3 separate regions of the Homo sapiens genome follow, and all the other regions are linked to region 2. The links are chromatin loops, found by intact Hi-C in ENCODE. Cell type or tissue: tibial artery. All regions are shown on one strand. Each heading gives the region's core, and the rest is flanking DNA. Links, peaks and the distances in the headings are about the cores only. Region 1 has its middle 40 kb from the start of SULF2. Region 2 has its middle 85 kb from the start of LINC01523. Region 3 has its middle 160 kb from the start of LINC00494.

Evidence for each region. A loop is a pair of places that touch in the nucleus more often than their neighbours do. Peaks named below come from ENCODE experiments on the same cell type or tissue, not always from the same donor. Only the 100,000 strongest peaks of a DNase experiment are listed, where the experiment ranks them.
Region 1: it touches region 2 in a loop (2.7-fold over the local background); 38 of 110 quality-filtered maps call a loop at or near these places.
Region 3: it touches region 2 in a loop (11-fold over the local background); 78 of 110 quality-filtered maps call a loop at or near these places.

The regions. Positions count from the first base shown.
Region 1 is chr20:47,819,973-47,830,179 of GRCh38, forward strand. It overlaps the pseudogene RNU7-173P. Among named protein-coding and RNA genes, the nearest start is that of SULF2, 40 kb to the left of the region's middle. RefSeq lists an enhancer at 6,122-6,822. In tibial artery, for the core only: no CTCF peak of the experiment used is centred there; a DNase peak (open chromatin) is centred at 5,239; H3K27me3 peaks cover 459 bases.
Region 2 is chr20:47,892,733-47,902,939 of GRCh38, forward strand. No RefSeq gene overlaps it. Among named protein-coding and RNA genes, the nearest start is that of LINC01523, 85 kb to the right of the region's middle. RefSeq lists an enhancer at 1,654-2,590. In tibial artery, for the core only: no CTCF peak of the experiment used is centred there; a DNase peak (open chromatin) is centred at 4,899.
Region 3 is chr20:48,510,759-48,520,965 of GRCh38, forward strand. No RefSeq gene overlaps it. Among named protein-coding and RNA genes, the nearest start is that of LINC00494, 160 kb to the left of the region's middle. In tibial artery, for the core only: no CTCF peak of the experiment used is centred there; a DNase peak (open chromatin) is centred at 5,603; H3K27me3 peaks cover 514 bases.

The DNA.
Region 1 (10,207 bases), core at 3,294-7,293, 73 kb before region 2:
GGTTAGGAGCGCAGTGAAGAGGAAATTCATGGAAGGGATACGGAAACAGAGCTGGAAATGTACACAAGGGTGAGGATATTTGATGCTTAAGAATTTTTAATAAATTATTTCCTTCTTTTGTTTCTTTGAATACAAAAGAAACCTTTACAAAATTTAAAAAATAAAGATTATAGGCCATGCTCTGATCATTACAAATGACATTAAAATAAATGGTAAAGAGATAGCCCTGGCCAGATGTGGTGGCTCATGCCTGTAATCCCAGCACTTTGGGAGGCTGAGGCAGGTGGATCACTTGAGCTCAGGAGTTCCAGACGAGCCTGGCCAACGTGGAGAAACCCCATTTCTACCAAAAATACAAAAAAATGGCCAGATGTGGGGGTGCACACCTGTGGTCCCAGCTACTCAGGAGGCTGAGGTGGGAGCTCTCATTTGAGCCCGGGAAACAAAGGTAGTAAGCTGAGATCGCATGCCACTGCACTCCAGCCTGGGTGACAGAGTGAGACTCTGTCTCAATAAATACATAAATAAATAGAAAAAAAGATAGCCCTGCTAGGAATGCTCTGTGTCTTGATTGGGATGATGTTTACTTGAGTAGACACATTTGTCAAAACGCATTGAATGGGACAGAGAACAGTGCCTTTTACTGGGGAAGGAACTCTCTCCCAGATAACTCCCAGATCAAAGCAGAAACCAAAACTAGAATGATGGTTTCTAGAAAACAACAAGAATAGTTTACACCAGCATCTGAGGGACTCGGCTAGTGCTGTACTCAGAAGAAAATTTATAGTCTTAAATGCTTGTATTGCTCCAGGGTTTCAAAAGGGCGATGGTAAAAGTACTGAGTTCTCAAAAAATAGGAAAAAACAAAAAACAAAACAAAACACAACCAAAAAAAAAACCCTAAATAAGCCAAGATAAAATGGGGAGAGGAAATTAAAGATAAGAGCCAACATCGAATATGCACAGGGTGTGGACGGTGAGTTTTTGGGGGAGTTAGTGATGGGAGCACGCCGCTTCGGAAGTGTATTTTTCCATTTCAGGAGCTGGAGGGTTTTTACGCAGTGGAGTGACCATGCGTGGAGCTGGATGGAGAAAGACCGTGGAGGCTGCAGGGTGGAAAGCTGACTGGGGAAGACTGATAGTCACTGTCTGCCTTGCCTGTTCTTGTTCTCTTCCTGGGCTCTAAGATTTCTTTCTTTCTTTCTTTTTTGACAGAGCCTCTCTCTGTCACCCAGGCTGGAGTGCAATGGCATGATCTCGGCTCACTGCAACCTCCGCCTCCTGGGTTCAAGCAATTCTCCCGTCTCAGCCTCCCATGTAGCTTGGACTACAGGCATGTGCCACCGCTTTCGGCTAATTTTTGTATCTTTAGTAGAGACAGGGTTTTGCCATATTGGCCAGGCTGGTCTTGAACCCCTGACCTCATGTGATCCACTTGCCTCAGCCTCCCGAAGTGCTAGGATTACAGGTGTGAGCCACCACGCCCGTCCAAGATTTCTTTTCCTTCTCTAAATCATTACAGGGGGTCTGGATGCTAGCTGTGCCCTGCCGCTGGGTTATGCAGCCCAGAAATGAAATTTCAAGAGAGTGGGTTCATCTGTGCCAAGTCACATCTTCACCAAAGAAATCTGGGCTCTGATGGGGTCTGCGATGGACTTGTACGTGTGCCATCTGGGGGATGGAGGGTGGGGTGGTGGCCAGGACGGGCCTGTCTGGGAAAGAGGCTTCCCTGAGCCAAGACAGTGGGGGCCACAGGGGACTCTGGGATGGGAAAGCCAGCCCAGCCAGGGTCCTTGGGGGATCTGGAGGGGACGTGACAAAGCAGGAGGGTAGGAGGGGAGCCAGGAGTGGGAAGCTGGGGAAGCCAGAGCAGCAGAGGCTGGAGCAAATCCCGTGGGAAAGAACCAGGAATGGGTGGTTCCTGAGGGAGTGGCTCAAACACCCTCGCAGGGGGGTGGCTCACCTTTAAAGAATGTCTTGCTCAGGCCGGGCACGATGTCTCATGCCTGTAATGCCAGAACTTTGGGAGGACAAGTGAGACGAGGTTGGTTGCAGTGAGCCGAGATCGTGCCATTGCATTCCAGCCTGGGCAACAGAGCGAGACTCCATCTCAAAAACAAAACAAAACAAAAAATGCCTTGCTCTTCCTCAATCAAAATCCCCCTGGGAGTAAAAGATACTGAATGATAGCATACATAAGAAAAGTGCCCAGGCCAGGAGTGGTGGCTCACACCTGTAATCCCAGCACTTTGCGGGGCTGAGGTGGGTTGATTACTTGAGGTCAGGAGTTTGAGACCAGCCTGGGCAACATAGTCAGACCTCATCTCTTAAAAAAAAAAAAAAAAGAAGAGGAAGAAGGGGTAGGAGGAGGAGGAGGAGGAGGAGAAGAGAAAGAGGAAGAAAAGAAACGTGCCCAGATCATAAGAGTACATTTCAATTAATCCTCACCAGGTACACGCTCCTGTGCCCAGACCCTAGATAAAGAAACAGCAATCTCACTACACAGAGTCCAACTGAATGCCTCTCAGAGGGCCACATTCTCCTCTTCAGTGTTGAGGAAATTGGATCCAAAAGAGCCTTGGGTCTCTTTTGGTTGTTTCATTTGAGTATTCTATGGGCAGATTTTTATGTATTGGACTTCTTGAAATGGGACTTACCTGTGCTTAATTTATCTTGATTTCAGCCCACTGGGTAATAAATACAATGGACCCTTGAACAGCACAGGTTAGAACTGCCAGAGACCACATATACGCAGATTTTCTTCTGCCTCTGCCACCCCGAGACAGTAAGACCAAACCCTCCTCTTCCTCCTCCTACTCCTCAGCCTACTCAATGTGAAGAGACAAGGATGAAGACCTTCATGGTGACCCACTTCCACTTAATGAAGAGTAAATGTATACTCCCTTCCGTATGATTTTCTTAATAACATTTTCTTTGCTCTAGCCGACTTTATTGTAGGAATACAGTATATGATACATTTAACATACGAAAACTGTTTATGTTATCAGTAAGGCTTCTGGTCAACAGTAGGCTATCAGTAGTTAAGTTTTTGCAGAGTCAAAAGTTATATGTGGATTTTTGACTGCGTGGGATTTGGTGCCCCCAACTCCCACATTGTTCAAGAATCAACTGTATTCCAAATGACAGAATGTAATGCCAGACATCTGGAAAAGACTGATACAGTTTTCCGACCACCAGAAGAAAATCCACCCAGGGAATTGGTCAGCGGAGGCAGGCACTCAGGTTTCACGGAGCCATGAGTTGGAGGGATTCTGCCAGCTTGGGTGATGAGGGGCTCACAGGTCCCAGGAAGGTGGCAGTAGCCTGGGAGCTGCTTCCTTGAAAACTCTGAACGGGCTGGGACCTGTGGAGAGGGACAAGCGAGGGCTCAAGGGATGGGTCTGAGCTGGTTTTTAAAGTTTATCTGTGTTAGAGAAACTGCCGCTCCAACACCAAGAATAAATCAGCTCCATTTCCCATCACCTCGGTTGCTTCTTTTTCCCATCTCTTCCTCTCTGTAAGTTTTGCCTAAGAAAAATGTATCATGTTTTCTGAAGACAACCGCTTCCCCCTCCTCCCTTGTGAACAGTCAGGCAAAGAATGAATTTAGATTTTTTTGTAGTGTCAAGGCCTCTCTCATTAAATTACTCCCACCATCTCTTGTCTCTCCTGGTGAGTGAGTTTAATGATCTCTTGCTCCTTACTCTCTTGAAAACTGCCTCGTGTGCTTCTGGCTTGGGCAATCTTAATGCTTTGGGCAGCTTTCAGTTTCCTGACTGTAGCTTGCACTCCAGACTTCATCCCCAGCCCGTCCCCATCCTCTTCTCCGCCCAGCGCTTCCCATCTTCCCACATTCCTCTTCTCATCCCCTGTTCTCTCTGCACTTATTTGCTCACTGACATTCCCATATTTTCTACTTCTACTGAAATCCTGATTGTATCCAGTCATGCTTTTTTGATTTTTTAAAAACACTGAAATGTCTGTAATTCCAACACTTTGGGAGGCCGAGGTGGGCGGATCGCTTGAGCCCAGGAGTTTGAGACCAGCCCAGGCAACAGGGCAAGGCCGTATCTCTATAAAAAATACAAAAATTAGCCGGGCATGGTGGCATGCGCCTGTATTCACAGCTACTCAGGAGAGCGAGGCAAGAGGATCGCTTGAGCCCAGGAGGTTCAGGCTGCAGTGGGCCATGATCACACCACGGCATTCAGCCTGGGCAACAGAGAGAGCGCCTGTCTTAAAGACAAACAAACAAACAACCCTGAAATTTTGGCTCACACCTGTAATCCCAGCACTTTGAGAGGCCGAAGTGGGCAGATCACTTGAGGCCATGAGTTGAAGACCAGCCTGGCCAACATAGCGAAATCCCGTCGCTACTAAAATTACATAAATTAGCTGGGTGTGGTGGCGGGCACCTGTAATCCCAGCTACTCGGGGAGACTGAGGCACAATAATTGCTTGAACCTGGGAGGCTAAGGTTGCAGTGAGCTGAGATTTTGCTACTGCACTCCAGCCTGGGCAACAGAGTGAGACTTCGTCTCAAAACAAACAAATACACACACACACACACACACACACACACACACACACACACAAACACAAACAAAAACCCCTGAAATGTGATGATGACCGTTGTGTCCTTATCAACAGCCATTGCTTGCCTGCTTACGTTAGTTGCAGTGGGAGGGTAGGCAGCCAGAAGTATTGGGCATTCCCCTGGCCTGTGCATTTTGAATGATGAATACAAAACTGCTCAATTCACCAAAAACAATCATGTAAGAAAGGAACGTTTCACTTCTTCTTATGGGCCCCTGATTGCATGTGATGCAGGTGACAATTACATATGTCCCCTTAACAGTTTGGAAAATTCTAGTGAAGAGAGGAGTTTAAGTCCCTTCACACTGAACTGAAACAATTAATTCTCTATAAAAATCTCCGCATGATGGATCATGTTGCATTTCAAACCTCTACAGACTGTCTCATATAAATATCTGTTTCTCTTTTTTGAGACAGAGTCTCGCTTTGTCACCCAGGCTGGAGTGCAATGGTGCAATCTTGGTTCACTGCAACTTCTGCCTCCCAGGACCTGCAGAGGTCCTGGTCTCAGAGTTCATGCCCTGCAGTTGCTGTGTGTCCAGCAGCTGGCAGGGCAAGAGGGTTGGGGGGTGGGCGTCACCCCCACAGACACACAGCACCCGGCAGAACCCTGGCCTAAAGGCGCGCAGCTCTGGGGTCTCCCAAGCCCACCTGGGAGTAGGCCCATGGGGACAGCTGTGGGGGACAGGGACTCCCAATGTACAAAACAGGCCATGAGCTGGGCAAGCTACTCCTTCTCATAACCTCAGACCTTTCTTCTGACCCAGTCAGGACCAGCTCCTGGGAGCCTGCAGACAATCCTGGGCCCAGAGAAGCAGGCAGATGTGGCTGTTGGTAGCACTAATATGGGTTGTGAATATCATCCTGTGGTTATTACTTTACTTACGTTACCTGCCAGTACACTCGATCCTGCATATGTCCCCTCACTTCACGCTCACGGGGTTTGAATGATGGGACGAGCACTCCCAGCAGGTGATGAGGGTGATAAATGGCACCTGACATTCCTGGAGCACCTGTTGGTGCGCAGGGCGGGGCTTAGTGCTCTGTTTGAGTCTGGAGACTTTACTCTGCAACAGCAGCTGTGTGACCCCCGGTAAGTGGTTTAACCTTTCTATGCCTCTTCTTTCTCAACTCTAAAGGTGGATAATAAAGTCCCTGCCCTCAAGCAATCAAAGATGTGTAAGAAGGGCCTGGCACATGGCAGGCAGGCAGTATACATGGTTGGGATTAACCCCACTATACAGATGAGGAAACTGAGGCTCAGAGGCACTGGCCTGGCAGGAAGTAGGACCTTCGCCCAGGCTTGTCTGATGCTGAGCGCTTTGGCCTCCATCCCTTATGGCTGCTCCCCACTCCACACTGGGACAGATCCTGGAGAGGCAAACCCCAAATACCCTCCCTAACCAGAAACCGAAATACCAAAATCCACTAGATCCCAGCCCTTACAGCTGCCTTCAGAAGGGACAGAGCAGAGGGCCACCCCCTCACACGCACACAGGGGCTGACCATCCAAGGTTGCCAATCACCTGGCTGCGAGCAGCCCTGTTCCCACGGGGACACTGACCGCTCCGAGTGCCCGGCATTCAGGCCTCGAGCCACCCACTCTGCACTGCACGGGGCCTCCTTGGAACGCGTCCCTCCCCAGAGGCCGTTTCTCTGTGGGATGGCGCTGCTCTGTGGGGAGGACCCCACCTCCCTCCTTCACGACGACCTGCCCTCACCTGGCTCGTCTCTTGGTAGACACTGTCCCACGCATCTCTGTCATTTGCATGCCACCGTGGTGACAGTCTTCCTGGCCACGGGTGTGACAGGGCCTTTTAGTTTCTGACTGACACAGTCACAGCCCGATTTCACCTGATTCCACTTACAAAGGCAGGTTTCCCTTCCCAGCCTCACATGGAGGTGGTCTCCGTGGAGTTCAAGAGGATGTGGGCTGGGAGGAGGGGCAGCAAAGAACCCCAGCACACCCCAAGCAGGAGGTGGCAGGGTCCGTCCGGCCATCTGGAGACAGCCAAGACCCTTGGCCACTGCAGATCCCCCCACTGAGCCTGCCCCCATCCCCACTCCACACTGGAACACATGCTGGAGGGGCAAACCCCAAATACCCTCCCTAACCAGAAACCAAAATACCAAAATCCACCAGATCCCAGCCCAGCATGGCCAGATAGTCTGACTTTCCAACGAAGTCGAAAATACAGATTTTTAGAATTAAAATGTAAATGCTGGCAACTAATTCAAATTCAATTTTGTGGTGGTGTTTTTTTGTTGTTGTTGTTTTTGCATGGAGGGCTTTCTGGTGAAAACCAGACCCCACCTGGGAGCAGGCCCCGGGGGGATGGCTGTGGGAGAAGGGGACCCCTTCCCCGCAAGTACAAAGAACAGGCCACGAGCTGGGCACAGATGCCTCTTCCCGAGCCCACCTGGGAGTGACAACCGGAAAACGTGCTAGACAAATTCTGAAAGAGCTGGAACACCTTACATTATTTTAAAAGTCCCCAGGTTGAGTTAATCCCAGACCCTTTACAGCTTTTTCCTTCTGATTGGTGAGGCCTCAGCTCAAATGTCACCTCCTCAGAGAGGCCCTCCCCCATGGCCCTATTTAAGTAGCCCCCACCAGAGTCTCAGTCAGCGACACGCACCCTTCATTTCCTTCTTGGCGCTGACCCCTACCTGCAAGTGCCTCGTCATTTGCGGTTGGCATCTGCACTGTCCGTCTCCACCAGCACTTAGGCTCCGTGAGGACAGACGCACGTCGCCTTGTGCCCTGGTGAATCCCAAATCCCTGCCCTGAGCGCAGTGCCTGGCACAGAACAGACACAGGCAATGAGTGCTGCTGAAAGTTCCCCATGGAGCCAGTGGTGATCTGTCCAGGCTCTACAGCCCTCCCGCTAAACGTGTTCAGAGACGGGGACGCTGGGGCCATCCTCCTTGCTCCACTCCTGGTGAAGAGCCCTCAGACCCATAAGATGGGCTTGTCCATATCACCTTCTCAGGTGAGCCTCATACATAAGCAGGTTCAGTGGGTTAACCAAGCCTACATCTTTAACCCACGTGATAACCACAGTACCAGGTTTCTGCCATCAAATCTTTTCTATCCTCAGTCCTGCCTTGGGAATTCAAACTCACCCAGAATTCAGAGTTTCACAGACTCAGAAGAGAATGTGATGCCAGATTGTTCTGAAATGTTTGGTTTTAAAGCAAGATCAAATGATTACATTTGTGATCTGAAATCATTTGATTGTATCAAGCCATATCCCCTTCCAAATTATTTTCTTTAAATTCTCCCCAGAACGGGGAGCAGTATTAATTGTTTCCAATGAAAAGACTGCCCCTTTCATCAAAGCCATGAGCTTTATCTGCTGTTTTTGAATATAACACTGGCTTAGTGAAAGTGATTGTAAATAGCAGGTCTTCTTTGTGCATTTTGTGCTTCCAAATGTGCTACTTGGAATAAAGAAGTGAAAAGTTTAAAAATCCTCTCTTGTAAATGTTTGGAAATTGCACTAGAGTTATTTCTTGCTCTTTGAGGGGAGAGGTCACCCTGCAAACATACAGTCACACCTGTTCGGCTCCCCCGGGTTTTGAATGTCACTAAACCCCCACTTCCCCCCTACCTTGGCAGGTCAGACTCTGTGAAGGACGCTCACTGTCTGTACGACCTCACACCAGGCACAGGGACTGGGGGAAAGAGACACATCTGGCTTGTGGGACATTCCTGCAAGGCCAGTTTTCTGGTAGGGAGGTGACACCTGCAAAGGAATCTCTCATTTCTCCCAGCTCCAGCCAGTTTCAACAACAGGTGGGGTTTTCTTTCCTCTCAATTGTTATAGATTTCTTTTCTAATAATCAAAGTCATGACTCATTTTGAAAGTTTTTAAAAATAGAAGAAAACAAGATTTTAAATCACACGTGATACCAACACCAAAGATAAGCAGCATTCGCATTTTGCTATGTAGTGCTCCTGTTAGACATACACACACATATGATCACACTTACACACTTATGCATTTTTGCTTCATTAAAATAGAATACAGCTTTATGGGCCAGGTGCAGTGGTTCATGCCTGTAAACACAGGCAGATCACTGAAGGTCAGGAGTTTGAGACCAGCTTGGACAACATGGTGAAACCCTAGCTCTACTAAAAATACAAAAAAATAGCTGGATGTGGTGCATGTGCCTGTAATCTCAGCTACTCAGAAGGCTGAGGCAGGAGAATTGTTTGAACCCAGGAGGCGGAAGTTGCAGTGAGCCGAGATCTCACCATTGCACTCCAGCCTGCACAACAGAGTGAGACTCTGTCTCAAAAAAAAAAAAAAAAGAAGAGCTTTGTTTACACTAAACAATATTTTGTGTCCATATTTACACATAGATAACAACAGATCACTATCATTTTTGGTATGGGCATATGTAGATATAAGTATTACATGAATTTCCTACTTTTTATCCAGTTATGGTCATATCACCTATCAGTGATTTAACTTCAGCCAAGACAGAAGTTTATCTCATGAAAACCAAGACTGGGCCGGGCACAGAGGCTCACGCCTGTAATCCCAGCACTTTGGGAGGCTGAGGTGTTTCACTTGAGGTCATGAGTTCGAGACTAGCCTGCTCAACATGGTGAAACCCTGTCTCTACTAAAAATAAAAAAAATTAGCTGAATATGGTGGCACGGACCGGTAATCCCAGCTATTCGGGAGGCTGAGGCATGAGAATCACTTGAACCCAGGAAGCGGAAGTTGCAGTGAGCTGAGATCACGCCATTGCATTCCAGCCTGGGCAACAGAGCAAGAGTCTGTCTCAAAAAATAAAAAAGTAAAAACAAAACTGGAGGTTCTCAGTCTAGGGTGGCGTTAGGGACTTTCATTTCCTTCCAGAGGACATTCTGCTATCCGCAGGGTAGAAGCCTAATCCTCAAGGTTCAAGGTGACAAGAATAGCTCCAACCATCATACGCTTATTCCAGGAAGCAGGTCAAAGGATGGAACAACTAAGAAATGACATTAAAGATATGTGTCAGTCCATCTGCGTTGCTATAAAGGAATACCTGAGGCTGGTTATTTATAGAAGAGAGGTTTAATTGGCTCACAGTTCTGCAGGCTGTACAAGCATGGCACCAGCATCTGCTCCTGGGGAGGCCTCAGGAAGCTTCCAATCATGGCAGAAGGTGAAAGGGAAGCAGGTACATCACATGGCGAGAGAAAGAGCAAGAGAGGGAGGAGGATGTGCCAACCCCTTTAAACAACCAGATCTCCCATAAACTCAGAGCAAGAATTCAGTCATTGCCATCAGGATGGCACCAAGCCATTGTGAGAGGGATCTGCCCACATCACCAAAACACCTCCCACCAGGCCCCACCTCCAACATCAGGGATCACATTTCAACATGAGATTTGGAGGGGACCAACATCCAAACCATATCAAGACAGAAGTTACAGAAGGGGGTCTCCAAAAATACCACCCAACACTTTTATTGCCTCCCATTGGCCAGAACCTGGTCACATGGCCACAACTCACTGCAAGGAAGCCTGGGAAAATGTAGCCTGTGCCCGCCCACTAGGAGAGGGGAGCACTGGTGCCAGGGTGTGGGACCACCAGTGGGCATTTATGCTTCCT
Region 2 (10,207 bases), core at 3,154-7,153:
AAAGGGGAGTCAGCTCAGGTAAACCTGCTGGTGAAGCATGATTCCAGCGTGGGGACACAGAGGCTGATGTATCTTGCTGTAGGTGATTTAATGTTGGGCCTCACTATTTCACTACCCCTGTAAGAGTATGACACATCCACGTCCTTACCAGGGCCCGAGGGAGGGTGGATAGACTTATCCATCCCATAGGTATTGCTCGTGGCTGGGTAACTTGCTTATGCCAACAAGATTTTCATAGACACGGCACAGGCAGAAGCCTGGAATGTGTTGGCACTGCCAGGCCTGCCCTCTAATGCTCTTGATTTTTCCCACGAGACGAGCGTGCCCCAGGGAACTTCGGCTCCAGCTGCAGGATGAGAGGCGTGTGGAGCACGCAGGGTTCCAACCCTCAGCCTGGAGTCAAGCCCAGACTAGATCAGCCTAAGCCCAGCCAAGCCACGGGTGCAGGAGTGAAAAGCAAACGCTAACTGTCCATGACATTGACTTTCAAAGGGGCATGTCATGTTATGTGGCTCATCCCAGCAACAATGAAGATATTTCTCCATCAGTCAGTCGGTGAATAATTATTGACAATGTGCTAGGAAGGTGGAGTGATTGGAGTAGATTTGGTCCCTATTCTCATGGAGCTTACTTTCTAGAGGGGAAGACAGATGATAGGTGAATAAATATAAATTATTCTATTAGGTTGATGCAGCAGTAATTCCGGCTTTTGCCAGTAAAGGTAATGGCAATCAAAAGCGGGAGGAGCCGGAGCTGCCATTCATTAAAAGCAATGACAAAACTGTGATGACTTTTGCACCAACCTAATAGAATAAATTACGAGTGCGCAAAACGCTGTGATGGGAAAGTTCCAAGTGCCAGGATAGCATCTAGCTTCCTGGAGTCAGGAGATGGGGGTTTTCAACCTAAGCAAGGTTAAGTCCAAGTGGTGGGGGCAGGCGGGGGGCGATATTTCAGGGGAGACTCCAAGGATGAATGGAAATTAGAAAAGTGAACGCAGATGGTGAGGGGGGACGGGTTTCAGGCACAGAGAACAGCATGTGCAAAGGCCTGGGGGGAGGACATCGTGTGTTCATGGACTGAGGGGCGGCCAGCAGGCTGGAGCTGAGCCGGTGGAGAGGAGGATGGGGAGCCGGGGAAAGGCGCTCCATGCAGGGGGCACAGCAGGGGCAAAGGCCCGGAGTCAGGCCTGAACCTGTGTGGTTTGAGGAAGTGACAGAGGCCTGTCTGGGAGGAAAGTAACAGCAGAGGGGAGACCATAAGGTCAGGGCAGAGGGCAGGGCCGTGCTGGGCACTGTGGGCTGTGGATAGGACCTGGCACGTATGCTCGGGTGAGGGGAACGTGTTAGAAGATTTTAAGAAGGGCAGGAACATCTGGGGATAATGTGTATTCTAGGAATCTCAACCAAGTAAATTCATAGTTTGAATGTTCACAAGACTTCTGCACAGGCAAAGTGAAAGATCGTTTCTAGAGCTGTGAGATAAGATCATAGTAAAAAAGAACTACTAAGTTTTTAAAGGTTATTTCAAATGATGGATTTCCATCTTACAAATGAATGCAAGCAGGTTGCAAGGTTGATGGAAAGTAGAAAAGTTTTCTGACTTGCGTGAACAGAAAAGAAACATCAATTTGAAAGGAAAACATTTATTTATTTACTTCCTCTACAGTTTTCCTGACTGCTACATTTCATGAGAAGGGATTGTTTATGAGGGTCAAGGAGCTGGAGGCCTGGGGAGGAGCTGGTGTTTCTGTTCAAGTTTGAGGGTCCTGGAGCTGGAGTCCAGGGGAGGAGCCGGTGCTGCCACTGATGTCTTAGGGTCGTGGAGCTGAAGATCCCAGAGGAGCCGGTGCTGCTATTCTAGCTTGAGTTTCGTGGAGCTGGAGACCCAGGGAGAAGATGGTGCTGCTGTTCTAATTTAAGGATCGTGAAACAGAAGACCCAGAAAGGAGCTGGTGCTGCCGCTGCTCAGATCTGAGGGTGTTGGAGCTGGAGACTTAGGGAGGAGACGTCTTGTTCTAGTTTCAGGGTCGTGGAGCTGCAGACTGAGGCAGGAGCATTGTTGTTATAGTTCGAGGGTCAGAAAGCTGGCGACCCAGGGAGGAGAGGTCTTGTTCTGGTCTGAGGGTCGTGGAGCTGCAGACCCAGGGAGGAGCAATTTTGTTGTAGTTCGAGGGTCAGGAAGCTGGCGACCCAGGGAGGAGAGGTCTTCTTCTGGTGTGAGGGTCGTGGAGCTGCAGACGCAGGGAGGAGCAATTTTGTTGTAGTTCGACGGTCAGGAAGCTGGCGACCCAGGGAGAGGTCTTGTACTAGTCTGAGGGTCGTGGAGCTGCAGACCCAGGGAGGGGCAATGTTGTTGTAATTCGAGGGTCTGGCAGCTGGCAACTCGGGGAGGAGAAGTCTTGTTGGAGTTTGAGGGTCGTGGAGCTGCCAACCCAGGGAGGAGCAATTTTGTTGTAGTTCAAGGGTCCGGAAGCTGGCGACCCAGGGAGGAGAGGTCTTGTTCTATTGTGAGGGTCGTGGAGCTGCCGACCCAGGGAGGAGCAATTTTGTTGTAATTTGAGGGTCCGGAAGCTGGCGACCCAGGGAGGAGAGGTCTTGATCCGGTCTGAGGGTCGTGGAGCTACAGACCCAGGGTGGAGCAATGTTGTTGTAGTTCGAGGGTCTGGTAGCTGGCAACTTGGGGAAGACAAGTCTTGTTCGAGTTCGAGGGTCGTGGAGCTGCAGACCCAGGGAGGAGCCATTTTGTTGTAGTTCAAGGGTCCGGAAACTGGCGACCCAGGGAGGAGAGGTCTTGTTCTAGTTTCAGGGTCGTGGAGCTTCTGACCCAGGGAGGAGCATTGTTGTTTTAGTTCGAGGGTCAGGAAGCTGGCGACCCAGGGAGGAGAGGTCTTGTTCTGGTTTGAGGGTCGTGGAGCCGCAGACCCAGGGAGGAGCAATGTTGATGTAAGTTGAAGGTCCGGTAGCTGGCACCCTGGGGAGGAGAAGTCTTGTTCGAGTTTGAGGGTCGTGGAGCTGCCGACCCAGGGAGGAGCAATTTTGTTGTCGTTCGAGTGTCAGGAAGCTGGCGACTCAGGTAGGAGAAATTTTGTTCTAGTTTCAGGGTTGTGGAGCTGCAGACCCAGGGAGGAGCAAGGTTGTTGTAATTCGAGGGTCAGGAAGCTGGCGACCCAGGGAGGAGAGGTCTTGTTCTGGTCTGAGGGTCATGGACCTGCAGACCCAGGGAGGAGCAGTGTTGTTGTAGTTTGAAGGTCAGGAAGCTGGCGGCCCAGGGAGGAGAGGTCTTGTTCTAGTTTGAGGGTCGTGGAGCTGCAGACCCAGGGAGGAGCCATGTTGGTTTGAATGTTGTGGATCTGGAGATCCACGGAGGAGCTGGTGCTGCCTTTGAAGTCTGAGAGTCACTGAGCTGGAGATCCAGAGAGGAACCGGTGTTGCTGTTCTAGTCTGAACAGATCTAGAGTTCTGGGGAGTTGCCGGTTCTGCCTCTCAAGTCTGAGAGTTGTTGAGCTGGAGATTCAGGGAGGAGCCTGTGTTGCTGTTGTAGTTTGAGGGTCATGGAGCTGCAGACTCAGGGAGGAGGGGTGCGGTTCTAGTCTGAGGGTTGTGGAGCTTGAGACACAGGGAGGAGCTGGTGCTGCTGTTGTTTAAGGCTGAGGGTTGTGGTGCTGGAGACCCAGGTAAGAGCTGGTGCTGCTGTTGTTTAAGGCTGAGGGTTGTGTAGCTGGACAGTGGGGAGGAGGTAGTCTTAGTGTCTAATGTGAGGTTGGTGGAGCTGTGGACCTGGGGTGGGGCCGGTGCTACTGTGTAGTTTGAGGGTCATGGAACTGGAGACCTAGGGAGGAGCTGGTGCTACCACCATTTAAGTCAGAGGGTCATGGATCTGGAGCTTTGGGGAACAGCCCATGCTGCTGTTTAACTGTGGGGAGGATGTGCTGTGTCCATTGAAGTTTGAGGGTTTGGGAGCTGGAGACCCAGGGAGGAGCTGATGATGCCATTCTATTTTGAGGGTCGTGGATCTGGGGACCTGGGGAGAGGCTGGTACTGCTGTTGTAGTTTGAGGTTCGTGGAACTGGAGACAGGGGGAGGAGCCGGTGGTGCTGTTCATGTCTGAGGGTTGTAGAGCTGGAGACCCAGGGAGAAGCCCGTACTACAGCTTTTTAAGTCTGAGGGTCGTGGAGCCTGAGACCTGGGGAGAGGCCAGTGCTGCTGTTCAAATGGCTCCTTTCCGGGTCTCCAGCTCCATGACCTTTAAACTAGGAGAGCAGCAGCAGCTCCTCCCGGGGTCTTCCAGCTCCATGACCCTCACACTAGAACAGCAGCAGCAGCTCCTCCCGGGGTCTTCCAGCTCCATGACCCTCACACTAGAACAGCAGCACCGGCTCCACCCTGGGTCTCCAGATCCACGACCCTCAAAGTAGAACAGCAGCACTGACTCCTCCCCGGGTCTCCAGCTCTACAACCCTCAGACTTGAGGAGCTGGAGACTCGGGGAGGAGCCAGGGCTGCTTTTCTACTTTGAGGATTGTGGAGCTGGAGACCCAAGATGCAGCAGCTGCTGCTATTCTAGTTTGAGGGCCTTGGAGCCAGAAACTTTGTGAGGAGCCGGTGCTGCCTTTCAAATCTGAGAGTCATTGAGCTGGAGACCCAGGGAGGAACCGGTGTTGCTGTTCTAGCCTGACGGTAGTGAAGCTGGAGACCAAAGGAGGAGCTGGTGCTGCTATTCTAGTTTGAGGTTAGTGGAGCTGGAGATCACAGGAAGAGCCGGTGCTGCTGTTTAAATCTGTGGGTCCCCGAGCTGGAGCCCTGGGGGGAGATGGTGTTGTTCTTGTTCAAGTCTGAGGGTCATGGGGCTTGAGGCACAGGGAGGAGCTGCTGCTGTTCAAGACTGAGGGTCGTGTAGCTGGAGAGCGGGGAGGAGGTAGTCTTGGTGTCTCGTATGAGGGTGGTGGAGTTGTGGACCTGGGGAGGAGCCGGTGCTGCTGTGTAGTTTGAGGGTTGTGGAACTGGAGACCTAGGGAGGAGCCGGTGCTACTGCCATTTAAGTCAGAGGGTCGTGGATCTGGAGCTTTTGGGAACGGCCCGTGCTGCTGTTTAACTGTGGGGAGCATCCGGTGTGTCAATTGAAGTTTGAGGGTTTGGGAGCTGGAGACCCAGGAGGGATCCGATGATGCCATTCTATTTTGAGGGTCATGGATCTGGAGACCTGGGGAGAGGCCGGTACTGCTGTTGTAGTTTGAGGGTCGTGGAAGTGGAGACAAGGGTAGGAGCTGGTGCTTCTGCTGTTTATGTCTGAGGATTGTAGAGCTGGAGACCCAGGGAGGAACTGGTGTTGCTGTTCTAGTCTGAGGGTAGTGAAGCTGGAGACCCAAGGAGGAGCCGGTGCTATTATTGTTCATGTCTGAGGATTGTGTAGCTGGAGACCCAGGGAGGAGTCGGAGCTGCTGATCTAGTTTGAAGGCTGTGGAGCTGCAGATCCCAGGAAGAGCCGGTGCTGCCGTTCAAATCTGTGGGTCTTGGAGTTGGAGCCCTGGGGTGACCCAGTTCTTTCATTCATGTCTTAGGATCATGGAACTGGAAACCTACGGAGGCGGCGGTACTGCTGTTCTAGTTTAAGGATCGTGAAGCTGGAGACCTGGACAGGAGCTGGTGCTACCGCTGTTCAAATCTGAGGGTCATGGAGCTGGAGTCTTGGGGAGGTGCCGGTGCTGCCTCTCAAGTCTGAGGGTTGTTGAGCTGGAGATTCAGGGAGGAGCCGGTGTTGCTGTTGTTGTTGGAGGATTGTGGAGCTGGAGGCCAAAGAGGAGCTGGTGTTGCAGTTCAATTTTGACGGTCGTGTAGCTGGAGACCTAGGGAGGAGCTGGTGCTACCACTGTGTAAGTTGAGGTTTGCAGAGCTGGTGGCCACGGGGAAGAGCCAGTGCTATAGCTGAAGTTTGAGGGAACTGGAGACCCAGGGAGTAGCCGGTGCTGCTTTCTAGTTTGAGGGTTGTGGAGCTGGAGGCTTGGTGGGGAGCCGGTGCCGCCTCCCAAGTCTGAGAGTCATTGAGCTGGAGATCCACAGGGGAGCTGGTGCTGCTGTTGTAGTTTGAGGATTGTGGAGCTGGAGACCCGGGGCGGAGCTGGTGCTGCAGTTGGAGTTTGAGGGTCAGGGAGCTGGAGATCTGGGGAGCGGCCAGTACAGCTGTTTAAGCCTGAGGGTCGTGGAGCTAAACATGGAGCCAAAGTTGGGGAAGCAGAGAGAGAGAGTTACAGGATGACCCTGGAAATGGTAGACGTAGCTGTACCCCAAGCAAGCTAAGCTTGGGAACTCCTCAATGCTAGTGATGAATGCATTCTTTTTCCTCTTACACAGTTTGGATTTGTTTTCTGTGTCTCATGAGACAGAAAGATCTTGATTAATACCCTTAGGAATTGAAAAGCTTAAAAAACTAAAGGATGTTGGTAATAAAAATAATAAGAATTAAACCATGATTATCCTGGCTGACAGAGACAAAATCACACACACACAATATATATCTTTCAATCAGTTAGCAAAATTAAAAAAAATGGAAAAATAGACGCAAGCAAAGCTATAAAAAGTTGTTTCATGGAGAAGCGATGGAGGACAGCGATTAATCTGAGAGTTGCTATTAATGGAGAAACTGAGAACTTACCATTTTTCCCATGAGGTTTTGGTGTAGAATGATATTGTGTGAGTTCTGGCAGCTGAGTCACTTCACACAGCCCGGTGATGCAGTAGGTGTCACAGAAGGACCCTCTCCCAGTTAGTTCTGCCTCACTGCTCCGGTGAGTGCGGCCTCTGATCCCCAACAGCTGACTGTGTGTTGAGACCACGCCCATGAGCACAAGGGTTTCCACGGTGAAGGTTCCTGGATGGAACACTGTGGATGTCCCTAATGTTCCTTCCTGATGTTCATCTGCCATCTTGCTATTTAATGCAATGTCTTCTAAATATTGAATAGAAAAAAGTATTTGTACAATATGGGCAAGGTATAAAGAATATCCACACACTGGACACACAGACAGAGAGGGGCACCCACAGCAAACTCCCTTTGCCTGGGAGCAGGTGTGGTCCTTGAGTCCTATGTTGCCTGTTTCTTCCTCCGCCTTGGCCTACGGGCCCGATGTGATCTGACCTCTGCCTGCCTCTCCGACTCCATCCCCCCTCCCGCTCCTGTTCTTTCTAACAATTATGTTACAGCCTCAGTGAATGTGACAAGGACCCTGAATGACGGTGGCTTTACTAAGACAGAGGTTCATTCCTTTCACATGAAAGTCCAAGCCAGTCGGGTCATTCTTCTCTGTGCATTTTTCAGGGTCTTAGGCTACTTCCATCTTGCTGCTCTGACTTCCTTAGGGTATAGCTTCCCCCACAGTGTCCATCCTATCTACTGCCAGCCAGCAGGGAGGGGAGAAGAGAACAAGAGGACACAAATCTTCCTTCCTCTAATGGCAGTTGCTGTGCACTGGCCTCATGTGCATTGGTCACTGCCTGGTCACGTGGCCACTGCTTGCTGCTAGGGGTGCTGGGAAGTTTTCATCCTGGATGCCAGTGCCCACCTGGGTGACTCCTGAGGTTGAGGGGAGAGAGGACATGAAAGAGAGTCACTGGCTCTTCCCACCATCATGCATGTCGTTCCAGTCTAGGGCGACCCACTGCCTCAGCTTGCTCAGGACTGAGGAGGGTCATGGGGCACAGACCTCTCAGTTTTATAACAGGGCAGTTTCAGGCAAATCATCCCAGCTTGGCTGAGACTCAGAATTTTCCTGGGATATGGGATTTCTAGTGTTAAAACTGAGAAAGTTCTGGGCAAACCTGGACAAGTTGGTGCCTGCCATGGGGCCTTTGCATCTACTGTTACCCCTGTCTGGGATTCCCTTTCTGCAGCTCTGTGTGGTGCTCACTCCTTTTCTGTTGAGGAAAGGCTGCTCTCTGGGTGTCCCCGGGTGCCTGTTCCGCTCTACTCAGCACTACATGCTCTGTGAATATCCCTCCATGCACTTCGTAGAATGAGATCTGTTCTTTCCACCCTTGCCTGCCCACTTCAGTTTCAAAGTCTCTGAGGATTATTCATTTTTATTCTCTTCAGCACTGAAAGATACATCTCTTTCCCTAAGGCTGTGGCTGGGTTCACGCATAGTTAGATAAATCTGATATTAATAATAACCCGAATGAAAAACATGTATTGAATCCCAAGATTATGATGTAGGAAGCACGGATTCTGAAGAGATGTCTAAGCCTAATAAAGGCCAAAGGGTGTGGATTAAAAGGAAATGTGGGGTGGAGAAACATTTCATGAAATAGAACCCCACCTCTTGGGTGAGTTCGTTGGTACAACTTTTCTAGAGGGCAATTTTGCAACTGGCCAATGAAGGTGAGTAACTTTTGGTCCCAAATTTCATTTATAGGCATTGATCCCTAGGAAATAGTCAGAAAAATATGCAAAGATGAATCTCAAGGATTTTTATAAGAAGAAAGAAGTAGGAAGCATAAATGCCCACTGGTGGTCCCACACCCTGGCACCAGTGCTCCCCTCTCCTAGTGGGCGGGCACAGGCTACATTTTCCCAGGCTTCCTTGCAGTGAGTTGTGGCCATGTGACCAGGTTCTGGCCAATGGGAGGCAATAAAAGTGTTGGGTGGTATTTTTGGAGACCCCCTTCTGTAACTTCTGTCTTGATATGGTTTGGATGTTGGTCCCCTCCAAATCTCATGTTGAAATGTGATCCCTGATGTTGGAGGTGGGGCCTGGTGGGAGGTGTTTTGGTGATGTGGGCAGATCCCTCTCACAATGGCTTGGTGCCATCCTGATGGCAATGACTGAATTCTTGCTCTGAGTTTATGGGAGATCTGGTTGTTTAAAGGGGTTGGCACATCCTCCTCCCTCTCTTGCTCTTTCTCTCGCCATGTGATGTACCTGCTTCCCTTTCACCTTCTGCCATGATTGGAAGCTTCCTGAGGCCTCCCCAGGAGCAGATGCTGGTGCCATGCTTGTACAGCCTGCAGAACTGTGAGCCAATTAAACCTCTCTTCTATAAATAACCAGCCTCAGGTATTCCTTTATAGCAACGCAGATGGACTGACACATATCTTTAATGTCATTTCTTAGTTGTTCCATCCTTTGACCTGCTTCCTGGAATAAGCGTATGATGGTTGGAGCTATTCTTGTCACCTTGAACCTTGAGGATTAGGCTTCTACCCTGCGGATAGCAGAATGTCCTCTGGAAGGAAATGAAAGTCCCTAACGCCACCCTAGACTGAGAACCTCCAGTTTTGTTTTTACTTTTTTATTTTTTGAGACAGACTCTTGCTCTGTTGCCCAGGCTGGAATGCAATGGCGTGATCTCAGCTCACTGCAACTTCCGCTTCCTGGGTTCAAGTGATTCTCATGCCTCAGCCTCCCGAATAGCTGGGATTACGGGTGCGTGCCACCATATTTAGCTAATTTTTTTTATTTTTAGTAGAGACAGGGTTTCACCATGTTGAGCAGGCTAGTCTCGAACTCATGACCTCAAGTGAAACACCTCAGCCTCCCAAAGTGCTGGGATTACAGGCGTGAGCCTCTGTGCCCGGCCCAGTCTTGGTTTTCATGAGATAAACTTCTGTCTTGGCTGAAGTTAAATCACTGATAGGTGATATGACCATAACTGGATAAAAAGTAGGAAATTCATGTAATACTTATATCTACATATGCCCATACCAAAAATGATAGTGATCTGTTGTTATCTATGTGTAAATATGGACACAAAATATTGTTTAGTGTAAACAAAGCTCTTCTTTTTTTTTTTTTTTTTTGAGACAGAGTCTCACTCTGTTGTGCAGGCTGGAGTGCAATGGTGAGATCTCGGCTCACTGCAACTTCCGCCTCCTGGGTTCAAACAATTCTCCTGCCTCAGCCTTCTGAGTAGCTGAGATTACAGGCACATGCACCACATCCAGCTATTTTTTTGTATTTTTAGTAGAGCTAGGGTTTCACCATGTTGTCCAAGCTGGTCTCAAACTCCTGACCTTCAGTGATCCGCCTGTGTTTACAGGCATGAACCACTGCACCTGGCCCATAAAGCTTTATTCTATTTTAATGAAGCAAAAATGCATAAGTGTGTAAGTGTGATCATATGTGTGTGTATGTCTAACAGGAGCACTACATAGCAAAATGCGAATGCTGCTTATCTTTGGTGTTGGTATCACGTGTGATTTAAAATCTTTTCTTC
Region 3 (10,207 bases), core at 3,994-7,993, 620 kb after region 2:
ACAACAATATTGCTCCTCCCTGGGTCTGCACCTCCAACAACCTCAAACTAAAACAAGACCTCTCCTCCCTGGGTCACCAGCTTCCTGACCCTCGAACTACAACAAAATTGCTCCTCCCTGATCAGCAGCTCCACCAGCCTAAAACTCGAACAAGACTTCTCCTCCCCAGGTTGCCAGCTACCAGACCCTCGAATTACAACAACATTGCTCCTCCCTGGGTCTGCAGCTCCACGACCCTCAGACCAGAAGAAGACCTCTCCTCCCCTGGGTCGCCAGCTTCCTGACCCTCGAATTACAACCAAATTGCTCCTCCCTGGGTCGGCAGCTCCACGACCCTCAAACTCCAACAACACTTCTCTTCCCTGGGTTGCCAGCTACTGGACCCTTGAATTACAACAAAATTGCTCCTCCCTGGGTCTGCAGCTCCACGACCCTCACACCAGAACAAGACCTCTCCTCCCTGGGTCGCCAGCTTTCGGACCCTCCAATTACAACAACATTGCTCCTCCCTGGTTCCGCAGCTCTACGACCCTCAAATTAGAACAAGACCTCTCCTCCCGGGGTCTCCAGCTTCCGGACCCTTGAATTACAACAACATTGCTCCTGCCTGGGTCTGCAGTTCCACAACCCTCAAACTAAAACAAGACCTCTCCTCCCTGGGTCGCCAGATTCCTGACCCACGAACTACAACAAAATTGCTCGTCCCTGGTCGGCAACTCCACGAGCCTCAAACTCGAAGAAGACTTCTCCTCCCCAGGTTGCCAGCTACCACACCCTCGAATTACAACAACATTGCTCCTCCCTGGGTATGTAGCTCCATGACCCTCAGACCAGAACAAGACCTCTCCTCCCTGGGTCGCCAGCTTCCTGACCCTCGAATTACAACCAAATTGCTCCTCCCTGGGTCTGCAGCTCCACGACCCTCAGACGAGAACAAGACCTCTCTCCTCCCTGGGTCTCCAGCTTCCGGACCCTCAAATTACAACCAAACTGCTCCTCCCTGGGTCGGCAGATCCACGACCCTCAAACTCGAACAAGACTTCTCCTACCCGGGTTGCCAGCTACCGGACCCTTGAATTACAACAAAATTGCTCCTCCCTGGGTCTGCAGCTCCACGACCCTCATACCAGAAGAAGACCTCTCCTCACCTGGGTCGCCAGCTTCCTGACCCTCGAATTAGAACCAAATTGCTCCTCCCTGGGTCGGCAGCTCCACGACCCTCAAACTCCAAGAACACTTCTCTTCCCTGGGTTGCCAGCTACCGGACCCTTGAATTACAACAAAATTGCTCCTCCCTGGGTCTGCAGCTCCACGACCCTCACACCAGAACAAGACCTCTCCTCCCTGGGTCGCCAGCTTTCGGACCCTCCAATTACAACAACATTGCTCCTCCCTGGTTCGGCAGCTCCACGACCCTCAAACTACAACAAGACCTCTCCTCCCTGGGTCTCCAGCTTCCAGACCCTCGAATTACAACAGAATTGCTCCTCCCTGGGTCTTCAGCTCTACGACCCTAAAACTAGAACAAGACCTCTCCTCCCTGGGTCTCCAGCTTCCGGACCCTCCAATTACAACCAAATTGCTCCTCCCTGGGTCGGCAGCTCCACGACCCTCAAACTAGAACAAGACCTCTCCTCCCTGGGTCACCAGCTTCCGGACCCTTGAATTACAACAACATTGCTCCTGCCTGGGTCTGCAGTTCCACAACCCTCAAACTAAAGCAAGACCTCTCCTCCCTGGGTCGCCAGATTCCTGACCCACAAACTACAACAAAATTGCTCCTCCCTGGTCGGCAGCTCCACGAGCCTCAAACTCGAACAAGACTTCTCCTCCCCAGGTTGCCAGCTACCACACCCTCGAATTACAACAACATTGCTCCTCCCTGGGTATGTAGCTCCACGACACTCAGACCAGAACAAGACATCTCCTCCCTGGGTCACCAGCTTCCGGACCCTCCAATTACAACCAAATTGCGCCTCCCTGGTTCGGCAGCTCCACGACCCTCAAACTAGAACAAGACCTCTCCTCCCTCGGTCGCCAGCTTCCGGACCCTCGAATTACAACAGCATTGCTCCTCCCTGGTTCGGCAGCTCCACGACCCTCAAACTAGAACAAGACCTCTCCTCCCTGGGTCTCCAGCTTCCAGACCCTCGAATTACAACCAAATTGCTCCTCCCTGGGTCTGCAGCTCCACCACCCTCAAACTAAGACAAGACCTCTCCTTCCTGGGTCACCAGCTTCCTGACCCTCGAACTACAACAAAATTGCTCCTCCCTGATCAGCAGCTCCACCAGCCTCAAACTCGAACAAGACTTCTACTTCCCAGGTTGCCAGCTACCAGACCCTCGAATTACAACAACATTGCTCCTCCCTGGGTCTGCAGCTCCACGACCCTCAGACCAGAAGAAGACCTCTCCTCCCCTGGGTCGCCAGCTTCCTGACCCTCGAATTACAACCAAATTGCTCCTCCCTGGGTCGGCAGCTCCATGACCCTCAAACTCCAACAACACTTCTCTTCCCTGGTTTGCCAGCTACCGGACCCTTGAATTACAACAAAATTGCTCCTCCCTGGGTCTGCAGCTCCACGACCCTCACACCAGAACAAGACCTCTCCTCCCTGGGTCGCCAGCTTTCCGACCCTCCAATTACAACAACATTGCTCCTCCCTGGTTCGGCAGCTCCACGACCCTCAAACTAGAACAAGACCTCTCCTCCCTCGGTCTCCAGCTTCCAGACCCTCGAATTACAACAATATTGCTCCTCCCTGGGTCTGCAGCTCCATGACCCTCAGACCAGAAGAAGACCTCTCCTCCCTGGGTCGCCAGCTTCCTGACCCTCGAATTACAACCAAATTGCTCCTCCCTGGGTCGGCAGCTCCACGACCCTCAAACTAGAACAAGACCTCTCCTCCCTGGGTCGCCAGCTTCCAGACCCTTGAATTACAACAACATAGCTCCTGCCTGGGTCTGCAGTTCCGCAACCCTCAAACTAAAACAAGACCTCTCCTCCCTGGGTCACCAGCTTCCGGACCCTCCAATTACAACCAAATTGCTCCTCCCTGGTTCGGCAGCTCCATGACCCTCAAACCAGAACAAGACCTCTCCTCCCTGGGTCTCCAGCTTCCAGACCCTCGAATTACAACCAAATTGCTCCTCCCTGGGTCTGCAGCTCCACCACCCTCAAACTAAAACAAGACCTCTCCTCCCTGGGTCACCAGCTTCCTGACCCTCGAACTACAACAAAATTGCTCCTCCCTGATCAGCAGCTCCAGCAGCCTCAAACTCGAACAAGACTTCTCCTTCCCAGGTTGCCAGCTACCAGACCCTCGAATTACAACAACATTGCTCCTCCCTGGGTCTGCAGCTCCACGACCCTCAGACCAGAAGAAGACCTCTCCTCACCTGGGTCGCCAGCTTCCTGACCCTCGAATTACAACCAAATTGCTCCTCCCTGGGTCGGCAGCTCCACGACCCTCAAACTCCAACAACACTTCTCTTCCCTGGGTTGCCAGCTACCGGACCCTTGAATTACAACAAAATTGCTCCTCCCTGGGTCTGCAGCTCCACGACCCTCACACCAGAACAAGGCCTCTCCTCCCTGGGTCGCCAGCTTTCGGACCCTCCAATTAAAACAACATTGCTCCTCCCTGGTTCGGCAGCTCCACGACCCTCAAACTACAACAAGACCTCTCCTCCCTCGGTCTCCAGCTTCCAGACCCTCGAATTACAACAGAATTGCTCCTCCCTGGGTCTGCAGCTCTACGACCCTCAAACTAGAACAAGACCTCTCCTCCCTGGGTCTCCAGCTTCCGGACTCTCCAATTACAACCAAATTGCTCCTCCCTGGGTCGGCAGCTCCACGACCCTCAAACTAGAACAAGACCTCTCCTCCCTGGGTCACCAGCTTCCGGACCCTTGAATTACAACAACATTGCTCCTGCCTGGGTCTGCAGTTCCACAACCCTCAAACTAAAGACCTCTCCTCCCTGGGTCGCCAGATTCCTGACCCACGAACTACAACAAAATTGCTCCTCCCTGGTCGGCAGCTCCACGAGCCTCAAACTCGAACAAGACTTCTCCTCCCCAGGTTGCCAGCTACCACACCCTCGAATTACAACAACATTGCTCCTCCCTGGGTATGTAGCTCCACGACCCTCAGACCAGAACAAGACATCTCCTCCGTGGGTCACCAGCTTCCGGACCCTCCAATTACAACCAAATTGCGCCTCCCTGGTTCGGCAGCTCCACGACCCTCAAACTAAAACAAGACTTCTCCTCCCTGGTTCGGCAGCTCCACGACCCTCAAACTAGAACAAGACCTCTCCTCCCTGGGTCTCCAGCTTCCAGACCCTCGAATTACAACCAAATTGCTCCTCCCTGGGTCTGCAGCTCCACCACCCTCAAACTAAAACAAGACCTCTCCTCCCTGGGTCACCAGCTTCCTGACCCTCGAACTACAACAAAATTGCTCCTCCCTGATCAGCAGCTCCACCAGCCTCAAACTCGAACAAGACTTCTCCTCCCCAGGTTGCCAGCTACCAGACCCTCGAATTACAACAACATTGCTCCTCCCTGGGTCTGCAGCTCCACGACCCTCAGACCAGAAGAAGACCTCTCCTCCCCTGGGTCGCCAGCTTCCTGACCCTCGAATTACAACCAAACTGCTCCTCCCTGGGTCGGCAGCTCCACGACCCTCAAACTCCAACAACACTTCTCTTCCCTGGGTTGCCAGCTACCGGACCCTTGAATTACAACAAAATTGCTCCTCCCTGGGTCTGCAGCTCCACGACCTTCACACCAGAACAAGACCTCTCCTCCCTGGGTCGCCAGCTTCCGGACCCTCCAATTACAACAACATTGCTCCTCCCTGGTTCGGCAGCTCCACGACCCTCAAACTAGAACAAGACCTCTCCTCCCTGGGTCTCCAGCTTCCAGACCCTCGAATTACAACAAAATTGCTCCTCCATGGGTCTGCAGCTCCACGACCCTCAAACTAGAACAAGACCTCTCCTCCCTGGGTCGCCAGCTTCCTGACCCTCGAACTGCAACAAAATTGCTCCTCCCTGGTCGGCAGCTCCACGAGCCTCAAACTCGAACAAGACTTCTCCTCCCCAGGTTGCCAGCTACCACACCCTCGAATTACAACAACATTGCTCCTCCCTGGGTCTGCAGCTCCATGACCCTCAGACCAGAACAAGACCTCTCCTCCACTGGGTCGCCAGCTTCCTGATCCTCGAATTACAACAAAATTGCTCCTCCCTGGGTCGGCAGCTCCACGACCCTCAAACTAGAACAAGACCTCTCCTCCCTGGGTCGCCAGCTTCCTGACCCTCAAATTACAACAAAATTGCTCCTCCCTGGGTCTGTGGCTCCACAACCCTCAGACCAGAACAAGATCTCTCTCCTCCCTGGGTCTCCAGCTTCTGGACCCTCAAATTACAACCAAATTGCTCCTCCCTGGGTCGGCAGCTCCACGACCCTCAAACTCGAACAAGACTTCTCCTCCCCGGGTTGCCAGCTACCGGACCCTCGAACTACAGCAACATTGCTCCTGCCTGGGTCTGCAGCTCCACGAAAATCAAACTAGAACAAGACCTCTCCTCCCTGGGTCGCCAGCTTTCTGACCCTCGAACTACAGCAATGTTGCTCCTGCCTGGGTCTGCACTCCACAACCCTCAAACTAGAACAGCAGCACCAGCTGCTTCCTGGACTTCCAGCTCAATGACTCTCACACTTCAATGGCAGCAATGGCTCCACCCCCAGGCTCCAGCTCCAACACCCTCAGATCTGAGCAGCGGCAGCACCAGCTCCTTTCTGGGTCTTCTGTTTCACGATCCTTAAATTAGAACAGCAGCACCATCTTCTCCCTGGGTCTCCAGCTCCACGAAACTCAAGCTAGAATAGCAGCACCGGCTCCTCTGGGATCTTCAGCTCCACGACCCTAAGACATCAGTGGCAGCACTGGCTCCTCCCCTGGGCTCCAGCTCCAGGACCCTCAAACTTGAACAGAAACACCAGCTCCTCCCCAGGCCTCCAGCTCCTTGACCCTCATAAACAATCCCTTCTTATGAAATGTAGCAGTCAGGAAAACTGTAGAGGAAGTAAATAAATAAATGGTTTCCTTTCAAATTGATGTTTCTTTTCTGTTCACGCAAGTCAGGAAACTTTTCTACTTTCCATCAACCTTGCAACCTACTTGCATTCAATTGTAAGATGGAAATCCATCATTTGAAATAACCTTTAAAAACTTAGTAGTTCTTTTTTACTATGATCTTATCTCACAGCTCTAGAAACGATCTTTCACTTTGCCTGTGCAGAAGTCTTGTGAACATTCAAACTATGAATTTACTTGGTTGAGATTCCTAGAATACACATTATCCCCAGATGTTCCTGCCCTCCTTAAAATCTTCTAACAAGTTCCCCTCACCCGAGCATAAATGCCAGTTTCCTATCCACAGCCCACAGTGCCCAGCACGGCCCTGCCCTCTGCCCTGACCTTATGGTCTCCCCTCTGCTGTTACTTTCCTCCCAGACAGGCCTCTGTCACTTCCTCAAACCACACAGGCTCAGGCCTGACTCCGGGCCTTTGCCCCTGCTGTGCCCCCTGCGTGGAGCGCCTTTCCCCGGCTCCCCATCCTCCTCAACCCGCTCAGCTCCAGCCTGCTGGCCGCCTCTCAGTCCATGAACACACGATGTCCTCCCCCCAGGCCTTTGCACATGCTGTTCTCTGTGCCTGAAACCCGTCCCCCCTCACCATCTGCGTTCACTTTTCTAATTTCCATTCATCCTTGGAGTCTCCCCTGAAATATCGCCCCCCGCCTGCCCCCACCACTTGGACTTAACCTTGCTTAGGTTGAAAACCCCCATCTCCTGACTCCAGGAAGCTAGATGCTATCCTGGCACTTGGAACTTTCCCATTACAACGTTTTGCGCACTCGTAATTTATTCTATTAGGTTGGTGCAAAAGTCATCGCAGTTTTTGTCATTACTCTTAATGAACGGCAGCGCCAGCTCCTCCCCGCTTTTGTTTGCCATTACCTTTACTGGCAAAAGCCGGAATTACTGCTGCATCGACCTAATAGAATAATTTATATTTATTCACCTATCATCTGTCTTGCCCTCTAGAAAGTAAGCTCCATGAGAATAGGGACCAAATCTACTCCAACCACTCCAGCTTCCTAGCACATTGTCAATAATTATTTACCGACTGACTGATAGAGAAATATCTTCATTGTTGCTGGGATGAGCCACATAACATGACACGCCCCTTTGAAAGTCAATGTCATGGACAGTTAGCATTTGCTTTTCACTCCTGCACCTGTGGCTTGGCTGGGCTTAGGCTGATCTAGTCTGGGCTTGACTCCAGGCTGAGGGTTGGAACCCTGCGTGCTCCACACGCCTCTCATCCTGCAGCTGGAGTCAAAGTTCCCTGGGGCACGCTCGTCTCGTGGGAAAAATCAAGAGCATTAGAGGGCAGGCCTGGCAGTGCCAACACATTCCAGGCTTCTGCCTGTGCCGTGTCTATGAAAATCTTGTTGGCATAAGCAAGTTACCCAGCCACGAGCAATACCTATGGGATAGATAAGTCTGTCCACCCTCCCTCGGGCCCTGGTAAGGATGTGGATGTGTCATACTCTTACAGGGGTAGTGAAATATTGAGGCCCAACGTTAAATCACCTACAGCAAGATATGTCAGCCTCTGTGTCCCCACGCTGGAATCATGCTTCACCAGCGGGTTTACCTGAACCGACTCCCCTTTGCAATGGTGCCTGCAGGTTTAGGCCAATGCTGTTCCCTGTGAAGGACAGAGAAGCCTCAATTGGCCTCCGACTGTTGGCAAGAACAAGATATTAGGTTGGCATAAAACAACCACAAGCCCCAGGTGGCCCGTGCCCATTGAGACAGGAGAGGGGCAGGAAGAACTGTGGGAGCTCAGGGAGCTTCCCATCCCCAGTCCCCTCCCTCCCCCTCTTGTCCCATCTCCGCTTTCTTTTTTTTCCTTTTTTTTTTTTTCTTGAGACAGGGTCTGACTCTGTCACCCAGGCTGGAGTGCAATGTTGCGATCTTGGCTTACTCCAACCTCCGCCTCCCAGGCTCAAGCAATCCTCCCACCTCAGCCTCCCCAGTGGCTGAGACCACAGGTGCATGCCATCACACCCAGCTAATTTTTTTTTTTTTTTTTTTTTTTTTTTTTGTAGACACAGGATTTTGCCTTGCCCAGGCTGGTGTAGAACTCCTGAGCTCAAGCAATCTGTCCACCTCGACCTCCCAAAGGGCAGGGATTACAGACATGAATCACTGAGTCCAGCCTGCTTTATTTTTCTTTACAGTACCTGGAACGTTCTAATGTACTAAGTAGACGTGTATTTTCTTTCTTTTTTCTCTTCCCTAGAATAGGAGCTTAATATGGGCAGGTACTTTTGTTTGTCTCATTTATCACCCTATCCCCAGTGGCTGGAACAGTCTCCAGCACATGAATGGTGTGTTCTTAATAAATATTTTTAACAAATAAATAAATGAAATATCCTACAAGAGAAAGCTAGTATTTGGAACTCACCCATCAACAGAACCAAAAAGCCAAAGACCTTTAGCCTGTCCCTACTTCTGAATGCACCCAACCCCACAGGAGCCAGCAGAGAAAAAACAGGAACAAAGGTGGGGAAAAGAGCAGGTGGTTCCCCCCGCAACTAAGGACCCTCGAGGCTTAGGCTGAACTTGAGCTGGAGAAAGGACTAATGTAGGAACTGGGTGTGAGATAAAAGTTTAGATTTGTCTGGCCTGGATTTTGTAACACCTAAACACGAGTTATTCCATTCATTTTTGTTTTTGTTTTTTTGAGACAGAGTCTTGCTCTGTCTCCTAGACTGGAGTGCAGTGGTGTGATCTCAGCTCACTGCAACCTCCGCCTCCCAGGTTCAAGTGTTTCTCCTGCCTCAGCCTCCTGAGTAGCTGGGATTATAGGCACATGTTACCACGCCCAGGTAGTTTTTCTATTTTCAGTAGAGAAGGGGTTTCTCTATGTTGACCAGGCTGGTCTTGAACTCCTCACCTCAAGTAATCTGCCCACCTCAGCCTCCCAAAGTGCTGGGATTACAGGCATGAGCCACCAGGCCCTGACATATTCCATTCATTATTAAGAAGTCTGTTATGATAAATCAAAGTGACCAAAATCCTAGGGAAACTTCCCCAGATGTCATCAAGAAGCAGAGACCAGAGACCTATCAGCAGGATGGGGACTAGGGCGAGGCAGGGGAGGGAGGCGCTCATCTCTGGATTATCAGGGTCCAGCAAGGGAGGTATAAAGTTTAAGGGGGCACCAAAAAATTTACTGATCAGGCCGGGCGTGGTGGCTCACGCCTGTAATCCCAGCACTTTGGGAGGCTGAGGCAGGCGGATTATGAGGTCAGGAGATCGAGACCATCCTGGCTAACATGTTGAAACCCCGTCTCTACTAAAAATACAAAAAATTAGCCGGGCGCGGTGGTGTGCACCTGTAGTCCCAGCTACTCGGGAGGCTGAGGCAGGAGAATCGCTTGAACCTGGGAAGCAGAGGCTCCAGTGAGCCGAGATCGCGCCACTGCACTCCAGCCTGGATGACAGAGCAAGACTCCATCTCAAAAACAAACAAATAAACAAACAAAAAATTCACTGATAAATAAATAATAAATATTATTTAATATAAATAAAATAAGTATTTAATATAAATAAAATAATATTTTAATGCAGGTTTAAAAAAAATCAAATTTAATGCAAAAAAAAAAAAAAAACCCTAGTGGGAAAAGTTATCAACATTTCAACTAAGATACAATCCAACCCTGCATTTGCATGATTTGGCCTCACTTACTCACCCTAACCCAACCCTGCCTCACAGAAGCTGCTCGAAGGCAGCGGTTGGAGAAAAATGAATCCATTTCCTGCTCGTATCTAGTTCAGACCTTCCATAAACCAGCTACAGGTAAGACTGTGATGACCCACCTGTGCCAACCAGGACCACAATCTACCATCAGGGCCACAGTAACCGGGTCCATGTTGACTGTCCCCAGGTGCACCCAGATGTTTGACTTAGGGGCTCAGGCCAGGGTTGCTTCTCCCATTGATATTGTGCACTTGTTAAGAGAAAACAGACAAGACTGGGCACAGTGGCTCACTCCTGTAATCCCAGCACTTTGGGAGGCTGAAGTGGGCAGATCACCTGAGGTCAGGAGTTC